Linked DNA regions of Homo sapiens: region 1 is linked to region 2. A link is a contact called in ENCODE Hi-C or POLR2A ChIA-PET data. All regions are on one chromosome and are shown on one strand. Each heading gives the region's core, a stretch centred on a gene start or an enhancer-like site at or near the end of the contact. The rest is flanking DNA. Distances are from core to core; before and after follow the strand shown. Region 1 overlaps LOC124903379 (a long non-coding RNA gene). Region 2 has its middle 46 kb from the start of EML1.

Region 1 (4,762 bases), core at 2,263-4,762, 280 kb after region 2:
ACTAAGTATACCTATTTATGGGGTACATGTGATATTTTGATACAAGCATACAGTGTACAATGTGTAATGATCAAATCAGGGTAACTGGAATGCCCATCTCAAGCGTTTATCATTTCTTTGTGTTAGGAAAATTCCAATTACACTTTTTTAGTTATTTTGAAATGTACAATAAATTACTGTTAACTCTTGTTGCCCTATTGTACTACTGAACACTAAATCTTATTCCTTCTATCAAACTGTATTTCTGTACCCACTAATTATCCCTCTTTATTACCCTCTCCCCGTTACCCTTCCCACCTCTGATAACCATCATTCTACTCTCTATCTCCATGACTTCAATTTTTTTTTAGCTCCCATATATTAGTGAGAATATGTAGTATTCGTCTCTCTCGTGCCTGCCTCATTTCACTTAACGTAATGTCCTCCAGTTTCATCTAGGTTGCTGCAAATGACAGAATTTCATTTTTTCTTATGGCTGAATAATATTCTACTGTATATTTATACCACTTTTTTTTTAATCCATTCATCTGTTGTTGGACGCTTAGGTTGATTTGTATCTTTTTTTTGTTTAGACAGAGTCTTGCTCTGTTGCCCAGGCTGGAGTGCAGTGGCATGATCTCAGCTCACTGCAACCTCCACCTCCCAGGTTCATGCAGTTCTCGTGCCTCAGCCTCCCAAGTAGCTGGGATTACAGGCATGCGCCACTATGCCCAGCTAATTTTTGTATTTTTAGTAGAGGCAGGGTTCCCACATGTTGGCCAGGCTGGTCTCAAACTCCTGACCTCAAGTGATCCACCCTCATTGGCCTCCCAAAGTACTGGGATTACAGGCATGAGCCACCGCACCCAGACTCAATTCCTATCTGGACCGTTGTGACTAATGCTGCAGTAAGCTTGGGAGTAAAATCAGTCTCTTCAGTATACCAATTTCCTTTCTTTTGGATATATATTTGACAGTGAGATTTCTGGATCATATGGTAGTTCTACTTTTAGTTGTTTTTTTGTTTGTTTGTTTTTTTTTTTTTTTTTGAGGAACCTCCAAACTGTTTTGGAGTGTCCACAGTGGCTGTACTAATTTATATTCTCACCAGCAGTGTACAAGGGCCCCCCTTTCTCCACATCCTTGCCAGAGTCACTTATTGGCTGTCTTTTTGATAAAACTGTGTGAGATGCTGTTGTGGTTTTGATTTGCCTTTCCCAGATGATTAGTGATGTTGAGCATTTTTTCACATACCTCTTGGCCATTTATATGTCTTTTGAGAAATGTCTATTCAGATCTTTTGCCCATTTTTAAATCAGAATATATGTTTTCTTTGTATTGAGTTGTTTGAGTCCTTTATGCACTGGGAAGCAGATAATTTAGTTGTTAGGATGGCAAAGCAGATATACTTAAAAATAACAATCTATCGGCCGGGCGCGGTGGCTCACGCCTGTAATCCCAGCACTTTGGGAGGCTGAGGCGGGTGGATCATGAGGTCAAGAGATCAGCGCCATCCTGGTCAACATGGTGAAACCCCGTCTCTACTAAAAATACAAAAATCAGCGAGGCATGGTGACACGCACCTGTAGTCCCAGCTACTCGGGAGGCTGACGCAGGAGAATTGCTTGAACCCAGGAGGCGCAGGTTGCAGTGAGCCAAGTTCACGCCACTGCACTCCAGCCTGGCAACAGAGCGAGATTCCATCTCAAAAAAAATCTATTCTTCATTATTAAATAAGCGTGCAGTTGTTGAGTTTTACTCAAAGTGAGGCAGTGTTGTAGATCTAGAGTCCCAATATCTGGCTCCATTTCCTACAAAAGAAATGTAAGCTATGACTGTCACTTTATTTCTCTAGGCCTTAGTTACCTCACATATAGCAAAAGGACTATTTTGAGGATAATGTATAGGAAAGAAGTGTATAAATTATAAAACATTGCTGTATTGTTTGTATATTTTACATTTTGTAATCAGTGAAAGTTTAATCAGTTAATGTTTAACAGATTCAAATGCCGTGTTTTAAAACAGTTTCTGTTATCTCCCATTCCTCTTTGCTTAGTGTAATAGTAGTTGCTTATGCTAATAACAAAAGAAAACAAAGAGGAAGAATTTAGCTGGGCTTCCCAGAGGAGTGAGTCCTGGAACAGAATACCAACTTGGGTCTCTATGTCTCCTGCTGACTACTTAGGGTAGTTGCAAACATATCCTCAACTATGTTGGTTCTGAAAAGTCAGGCAATGGGTCATTTTGGAGGTAGGGATGTGGGAGGGCCCTTTTGATACTAGGATAACCATTCATTGAACAAATACTTCCAGAACATCTACTCAATATAAGCCACAGTAGAAAATGTAAATATGTGTAATCCTTAGTCCTGCCTCCAGGAACACTGTCCTCAAGAGGTGTGGAACAGACAGACCAAAAGCATGGAGTAGCAGGTAGCAAAGATAATACTAACATAGGAGATTGGGATAGATTCCATAGGGATACAGATAACGTGCTGTGGCCGGGAGGTGGACACAGTTTTGCTGTATAAAAGTTAAAAGAGATTTTCAGGAGGAAGCATCTGTGGGAGTGAGCCTTGGAGGGTATAGGATTGGGGTGGATGAAAATCAAGACAAGGGCTGTTAGTAGGTGTGCGGGAGCTGAGGTATAGGAACAGGGGGACAGTGTGCTCTTAGCCATGCTTTAGCTGATTGAGGGGAGAGTTTTTGCTGTCTTCTCAGGGTATAACCCAGGTCCATTTTGTCCTTTCCCTGTGACTGGTGACTTCTCTGCCCTGAAGTTGGCTACTCTGCAGAGATAAACATTTTCACCTCTGGGGAATAAGTAGTAGTGATGGGAAATCCTACTAGGTGTTTTGCCATGCTGCTAGCACCTTGACTTTTCTTATCACCTTGAGCAATTACTTAAGTTCTCTGTGCCTTGGTTGCCTTACCTGTAAAATGGGACTATTACCAATCTCTGACAGTTACTATGCTAATTAAATGAGATTACCTTTTTTTTTTTTTTTGAGGTGGAGTTTCGTTCTTGTTGCCCAGGCTGGGGTACAGTGGCGCAATCTCAGCTCACTGCAACCTCCGCCTCCTGGGTTCAGTAATTCACCTACCGCAGCCTCCCAAGTAGCTGGGATTACAGACATGTGCCACCACGCCCGGCTATTTTTTTTTTTCTTTTGTATTTTTAGTAGAGATAGAGTTTCTCCATGTTGGTCAGCCTGCTCTCAAACTCCCGACCTCAGGTGATCCGCCTGCCTCAGCCTCCCAAAGGGTTGGGATTATAGGCGTGAGCCACCGCGCCCGGCCGAGATTACCTCTATAAAGCATTTAGATACTCAATAAATTAATTCTTTTAATTTACTGTAAGCAGCAAAGCATTTTATAGACACTTATCCTGGATTAGAAATTGCATGGGAGCCAGGAAAAAGGCTGATACATTCTCCAGCTAGAGTACTTCTAGTCTTCCCCTCTCCCTGAGCGTTCAGACTCAGAATGCCAGAAATCAGTCCTTGGAAGATAATCATGTTTGCTACTGAAATGTTTATGACACAGTGAACGAAACATGGTGTGACTAATCAGCTGAGAGCTTGGATCTTGGCTTGGTTTGCATGCAAATTCCCTGGTCTGAGAGATTAATAAGTTCCTTGCAGTTGACAAACTGGGACTACAGTGTTTTCTGGCTAACTGTGATAATACAACCAGAGCCCACCACCAAGTGACCCCTGGTTCTCTGAGTCTGCAGTGCTTCTGTACTCAGGCCACAGCCCATTGCATTATTCATTGTTGTACGTTTCTCCGTGTCCTATTTCATTATCCTTGGAGCCTAGTGTGATCAGTAAGTGTCTGTTGAACTAACTAGGACTACACGGGACAACTATGACGTATGAGGTCTCTTCCGTGTAGGGAAGAGTGAATTACAAGTGAGAACTCAGTGAAGAGCACCCTTCCAACAATTGTAGCTATGATGTGATACATTCTGGGGTGGTTCTCCTGGACAGCAAGAGAATCAACTAAAGAGCTTTCAAGAGTGACTTTCAACTTGGGAAATCTATGTAATGTTTCTCAACTGGGAAGGCCCATTGCAATCTAAAGACAGGTGCCCAGGCCACTCCTCAAACCTCTTAAGTCCAAATATGTGCAGGTGAAACCCAGACATGTGCACTGTTTAAAGTTCCACTGATGATTCTGATGTACACACCTCGTTGGAGTTCACGGGAAGAACCTGAGCTTGGGAACCTGGAAACCCTAGGTTCTAATGATGCTGCGTTAGTTTATGTAAGTCACATAACTTCATTGGGATAAAATAGGAATAATATTTTATTTGCAGAGATGTTCAGAGAGGAGAATGGCCATGTGTGAGCTTTCATAATCAAGAGCACTGGAAAATGAAAAGTGCTATAACATGCTTTTGAATTCCACTGGCACCTCTGAAGGCAGATTGAACCTAGATGTGTTAGAAGTGTGGCTTGTACAGACTACAATGTTTGATCTAGAACTTATGCTGGTTCGTGGTCTTTCCTGGGTTTGATACTCAGTGACTAGTCACTGGGCTCTTCAGGGCATTTCGTAATAATTTACAGACATGAAGAATTCTTTTCACTCCAGTCAGCCAGTTCAGATCCTTCCAGATGCCAGGGTTGACTCACACTGCATTCTTTGTGACTACTCTGCCCCCCATCTTCATCAGCACGAGTGCTAGAAGAGAGAAAAGACGATTTACTTTCACTTGTTGTGTGGCCCTGGGAGAAACAGGAACACTTGGAGCTCTTTCCTTTTTGAAAATCAACTCT
Region 2 (4,683 bases), core at 812-3,311:
TTCGGTCATCACCTCCAGCGAGGAAAAGCATAACCAAGAAAAACCTTAGCCAGAAATATCTTTTGACTTTTTATTTGCTGAGGTACAAAAGAGGGTGTTGGAATGAGTAGGCTGTGGAATCCGTTTATTCAGTGTAATCCACAGATCCGAAAACTGAGATAGGAGTTTAGAAGGAAATGATTTTTGAATAATACTGGGGGAAATGATGAGAAGAGCGTGTTTTCTTCACTCTAATACAGATATGCACTCTCTCTTTGATTCTATGACACCATTAAAGAGAAGCTGTGTCATCAGTTTAGTAGCTGGTTCTCCCAGTTGACTTTTTTTTTTGAGACAGACTCTTGCTCTGTCACCCAGGCTTGAGTGCAGTGGCACATCTCGGCTCACTGCAACCTCTGCCTCCCGGGTTTAAGCGATTCTCCTGACTCAGCCTCCCAAGTAGCTGGGACTACATGCATGCGCCACCACACCTGGCTAATTTTTGTATTTTTGGTAGAGACGAGGTTTCACCATGTTGCCCAGTCTGGTCTCAAACTTCTGACCTCAAATTATCCGCCTGCTTCGGCCTCCCAAAGTGCTGAGATCACAGGCATGAGCCATCATCCGGCCCCAAATGACTTTTAATGGTGGGCGTGTACATACACATATGGCACACACACACGCACACACTATGAAACACATTTAAATAAAACTTTACAGTATAACAGAGGGCTGTGGCCACACACATCACACATTGCTTTGTATGAGATAAGATCTGGTTTAAAAATAATGTTTGCAAAGACTAGAGGTTGCCTACGAACCCTGTCATAAGAGTCAGTGAATCAACTTGGATTGCTAGAAATAAAACCAGAATTGGACCTGATACTGCTGAGCTCCGTTTGGGGGGTCAGACATTCCTGCAGTATTCAGCTCTGTGGTCCACCCTCGAGGCCAAACTGTTTAGAGAACTCTCTACCAAGTTTAAACACATCTTTTAGGAATCCTGCCTCATTTATTTTGGGTGGAAAAACATGTCAAGTGCTGGTGCTGGAGCAGAAAACATCCTTCCTGCCACTTCTCGCTCATAGTCTGAGTTAACCTCTGACTCTGTGGACGCTTACTGAGCCTGTGCTGTGTGCATGGTGTACTGCCAGGCACTGTGGTTTGAGGCTAGAGCAGGGAATTCAGCCAGCCTTGGGTCTCCCCTTGTGGGATTTGCCTCTCCAGCCCACTCTGGTGTCCTTGTCCTTAGGGTTAATAGACTGAGGTTACTGGTGGACTAAACAAGAATGTATACAGTAGGCACTGAAAAATGGCGGCTCCCCCTCCCCTAGGCCCTTTCACACACTCAGTTCCACATGACGCCCCCTTTAACCTATGTAGTCAATGTTATCATTCCATTTTATAGACGAGCAAATGGAGATTTAGAGAAATGGAGTGGCTTGCCCAAGGTCACACAGGGAGTAACTGAGACAGATGGGACTGAGACAGGTGCGCTGTCCCCAACCTGGGGTCACCCACCTCAGGAGGGTCAGAAAAGTGGCACTCTTTTCCAAAGAAGGGAGCTGGGTGTGGCGGTGGCTTGGGGGAAGGGCCTTTATCAGGACCCAAGCCCAGCAATCCCCTCTGAACTTTTCGGGAGGAGGGAGAGGTCTCAGGGGGCACCTATGTTTGGAGCCTGGATGGAGGCTTGGCCCTGAGCCCAGCTATGTGGCGGAAGCACTAGCTTCAGGCAAGCCCTTTGCCTCTGGGGAGGTTTCCACAGGATGGGGTGGGGGCGGATGTGCAGCATGAAGAGAAACAGGAGTCTTCCTTGTAGCAGAAGCCGAGGACTCAGGAGGTGCCGCCTAAGCCCCAGCATCTCTCTGGAGTGGTTTCCTGCTCGCCCGGGGACAACAGCCAAAGCCTGGTGCCCCGGCTCTACCCCATGGGCAGAGCTGGCTCAGTCGCACCCCACGCCCTGGGCCCCCTCCACGCAGCCCAGGGCCTCACACCATCCCCATTCTGCTGCTGGTGGATGCTTCTGTCAACTTCATGCCTAAGAAGGCTGGCTGAGGCTGGCATAGAGCCTTGTCCTGTGTCCCCACCCCTCGAGCAGGGCTCCTCCCACCCAGGGCTCCCAGTTCTTCCTGGGGAGAGAAGCCCAAGTGGCCGGGTGCTCTGGTTTGTTGAGCATCTGCCGCGCCCTGCCCTGGGCGGCTCCTCCGCACTCCTGTTTGCTATCCTGTGCTTGCCTCCGCTCTATCGGGCGCTGTGCCCCATCTCACAAGGCCAGATACCCAGGATAAGCATGACTAAGGAGGTAGAAAAACAACCACCACCCGGGCACCTGTAGTCCCAGCTACTCAGAAGGCTGAGGGAGGAGAATGGCGTGAACCCAGGAGGTGGAGCTTGCAGTGAGCCGAGATAGCGCCACTGCACTCCAGCCTTGGTGGCAGAGCTAGACCCCGTCTCAAAAAAAAAAAAAAAAAAAGGAAGAAAAGAAAAACAGTCACCACCTCTGGAAAAAAAATCATGAGCTCCGAACTCCCCTGGAAATGTATAGAAATGGCGAGGAGGGCACTGCGCATTCTTCCAGGCCTGGACCAAGGGACCAGCCTCTGGCCCAGGAGAAAGGCAGGCCCGGGGTGGCACAGATCGGCTCCAGATGTACAGGGCACATTTGGGGAATGGCAGCTGTCTGGCCTGATGGGGGGCAGGGGTCTGAGGGGGAAGGAGAAACTCTATCCTAAAGTGGGTTTGGGGCCACCTCGGTTGCCCAGTTGGGGGGTGGCATGTTGGGTAGACAGTGGAGAAGGGTGGATGTCCTATGGGTGAGGGGCTGTCAGAGACCCAAGGAACATCCTTTCTGTGTCTATTCATGTCTCATTCACCAAACCCAGGTCTGCACTGCACCAGGGCTGGGCTGCGCCTTAGGAATTCATGGGGCGAGCAGGGTGAGCTTCAGGGTCAGGCTTGGGCCCGCTTCTTATCTACTCTCTGCAGGGGCTCGGAGTAAGGACACCTGCCAGTCACTGGGAGGCCTGAGTGGAAGCCACCAAGCCCACCCCTGGCCACACGGGGACTTGGTGCTGCCCCAGGGGTCCCGCTGCAGGGTCAGCAATGCACGGGAAGGGGCCTCATCTCACCTTAGACACTTGGAAAGCCACCCCCTCCTGGACTTTCTTCCTTTTCTTTCCATCTTGAAACACTGAGCTGGTTGAGAGAGGGTAAAGACTTGGCAATGACCGAAAACCAGGGATGAGGTGCCCTAAAGAGGTTCCCTTAGGGCCGACAGCTGTGACATCCATGAGATCATGCGTGCCTGGGTGCCTGGGAGGAGCCCCACTCACTGCCAAGGCGGAATTCGCCCGGGATGCCCGGGCAGGAGGTGTGGCTGCAGCCAGGATTCCCGGGGCCCTGCAGGGTCTGTCAGGTGACCCTAGCTAAGAGCCTGTCACAGGGATGGCATCGCTGCTCTGGGAAAGCCCCTGCCCGCAGCCCCAGGACAGCCCCTGCCCGCAGCCCCAGGCCTGCCCACTCAGAGCATGTGGGGTCCTGGGATCCGGAGCTTGCCCCGAGGCTGCGGGAATATGTGGGGTGAGTGGTACTCACGTTTCTCCCCGGTTTCTGGGAGGAAAAGGGAGGGGCCAGCGATGCTCAAGGCTGCAGCTTTATAGAAAGTGTCCTGGGTTCCAATCCTGGCTTTGTTATCTTTTTTTTTTTGTCTCAGTGACACCTTTGTTGAGATGTATTATATAATTCACACATTTAGACCCAGCGCAGTGACTCACACCTGCAATCCCAGCACTTTGGGAGGCCAAGGCAGGAGGATCCCTTGAGTCCAGGAGTTCAAGACCAGCCTGTGCAACAAGTTCAAGGCTGTAGTGAGTCATGATCGCTCCACTGCACTCCAGCCTGGGCAACAGAGCGAGACCCTGTCTCAAAAAAAAGAAAGAAACTAAAAATAAATAAATCACACATTTAAAAGTATATATCCAGTGGTTGTTAGTATATTCAGAGTTGTGCAACCATCACCACAATCAAATTTAGAACACTTCCGTCGTCCACGGAAAAATCCAATACCCATTAGTAGCGACCCCTTCTAGCTTCCTCCCCACAGCCCTTGGCAAACACTCGTCCACTTTGTTTCTGTAGATTTGCGTATTCTGCATTTTTCATATGAGTGGAATCCTGTAACACGTGGCCTTTTGTGCCTGGATTCTCTCGCTTAGGAAACATTTTTGGGTTCATTCGTGTTGGAGCCTGTATCCATCTTCATTCATTCCTATTGCCGATTAATACCCCAGCATATGGATATACCATGTTTCACTCGTCTGTTCACCAGTGGACGGGCATTTGGGTTATTTCCACGCTTTGGCCATGATGAGTAACGCTGCTATGAACACTCGTGTACCAGTTTCTGTGTGAACATCTGTTTTCATTTCCCCTGGGTGCACACCGGGAAGCGGGATCGCCGGATCATACGGTGACTCTATGTTGAGCATTTTGAGGAACCGCCAGGCTGTTTCCAGCGGTGGCTGCGCCATTTTCCCTTCCCACCTGCGGGGCATGCTGGCTCTGACTCCTCACATCTTCACCGGCACCTGTTACTGTCTTCTCGCCCCCCCAGCCATCCTAGTGGTGTGAAGTGGTATCTCACTGAGGTTTTCATTTGCATTTCCCTAGTGTCCAATGGTGCTGAGCATTTTTTCACGTGCTTAT

The links. A loop is a pair of places that touch in the nucleus more often than their neighbours do. ChIA-PET counts read pairs that join two places held with the same protein, here RNA polymerase II (POLR2A). Pooled maps may share reads with other maps.
Region 1: a pooled map shows a loop between it and region 2 (1.9-fold over the local background). The contact joins two enhancer-like sites. A Hi-C loop is called at or near these places in 4 of 50 pooled maps. POLR2A ChIA-PET finds 5 or more read pairs at or near these places in 4 of 52 experiments (A549, A673, HEK293 and 1 more).

What each region holds. Positions count from the first base shown.
Region 1 is chr14:100,027,124-100,031,885 of GRCh38, forward strand. It overlaps LOC124903379 (a long non-coding RNA gene), which reads right to left. Exons shown (of 2, transcript XR_007064329.1): 2 at 4,272-4,762. It also overlaps a transcript of EVL not described here. Among named protein-coding and RNA genes, the nearest start is that of EVL, 36 kb to the right of the region's middle. Within about 2 kb of position 3,513, at least 16 of the 41 ENCODE cell types and tissues checked have a DNase peak (open chromatin) inside an H3K27ac peak, as active enhancers do.
Region 2 is chr14:99,744,755-99,749,437 of GRCh38, forward strand. It overlaps a transcript of EML1 not described here. Among named protein-coding and RNA genes, the nearest start is that of EML1, 46 kb to the right of the region's middle. Within about 2 kb of position 2,062, at least 16 of the 41 ENCODE cell types and tissues checked have a DNase peak (open chromatin) inside an H3K27ac peak, as active enhancers do.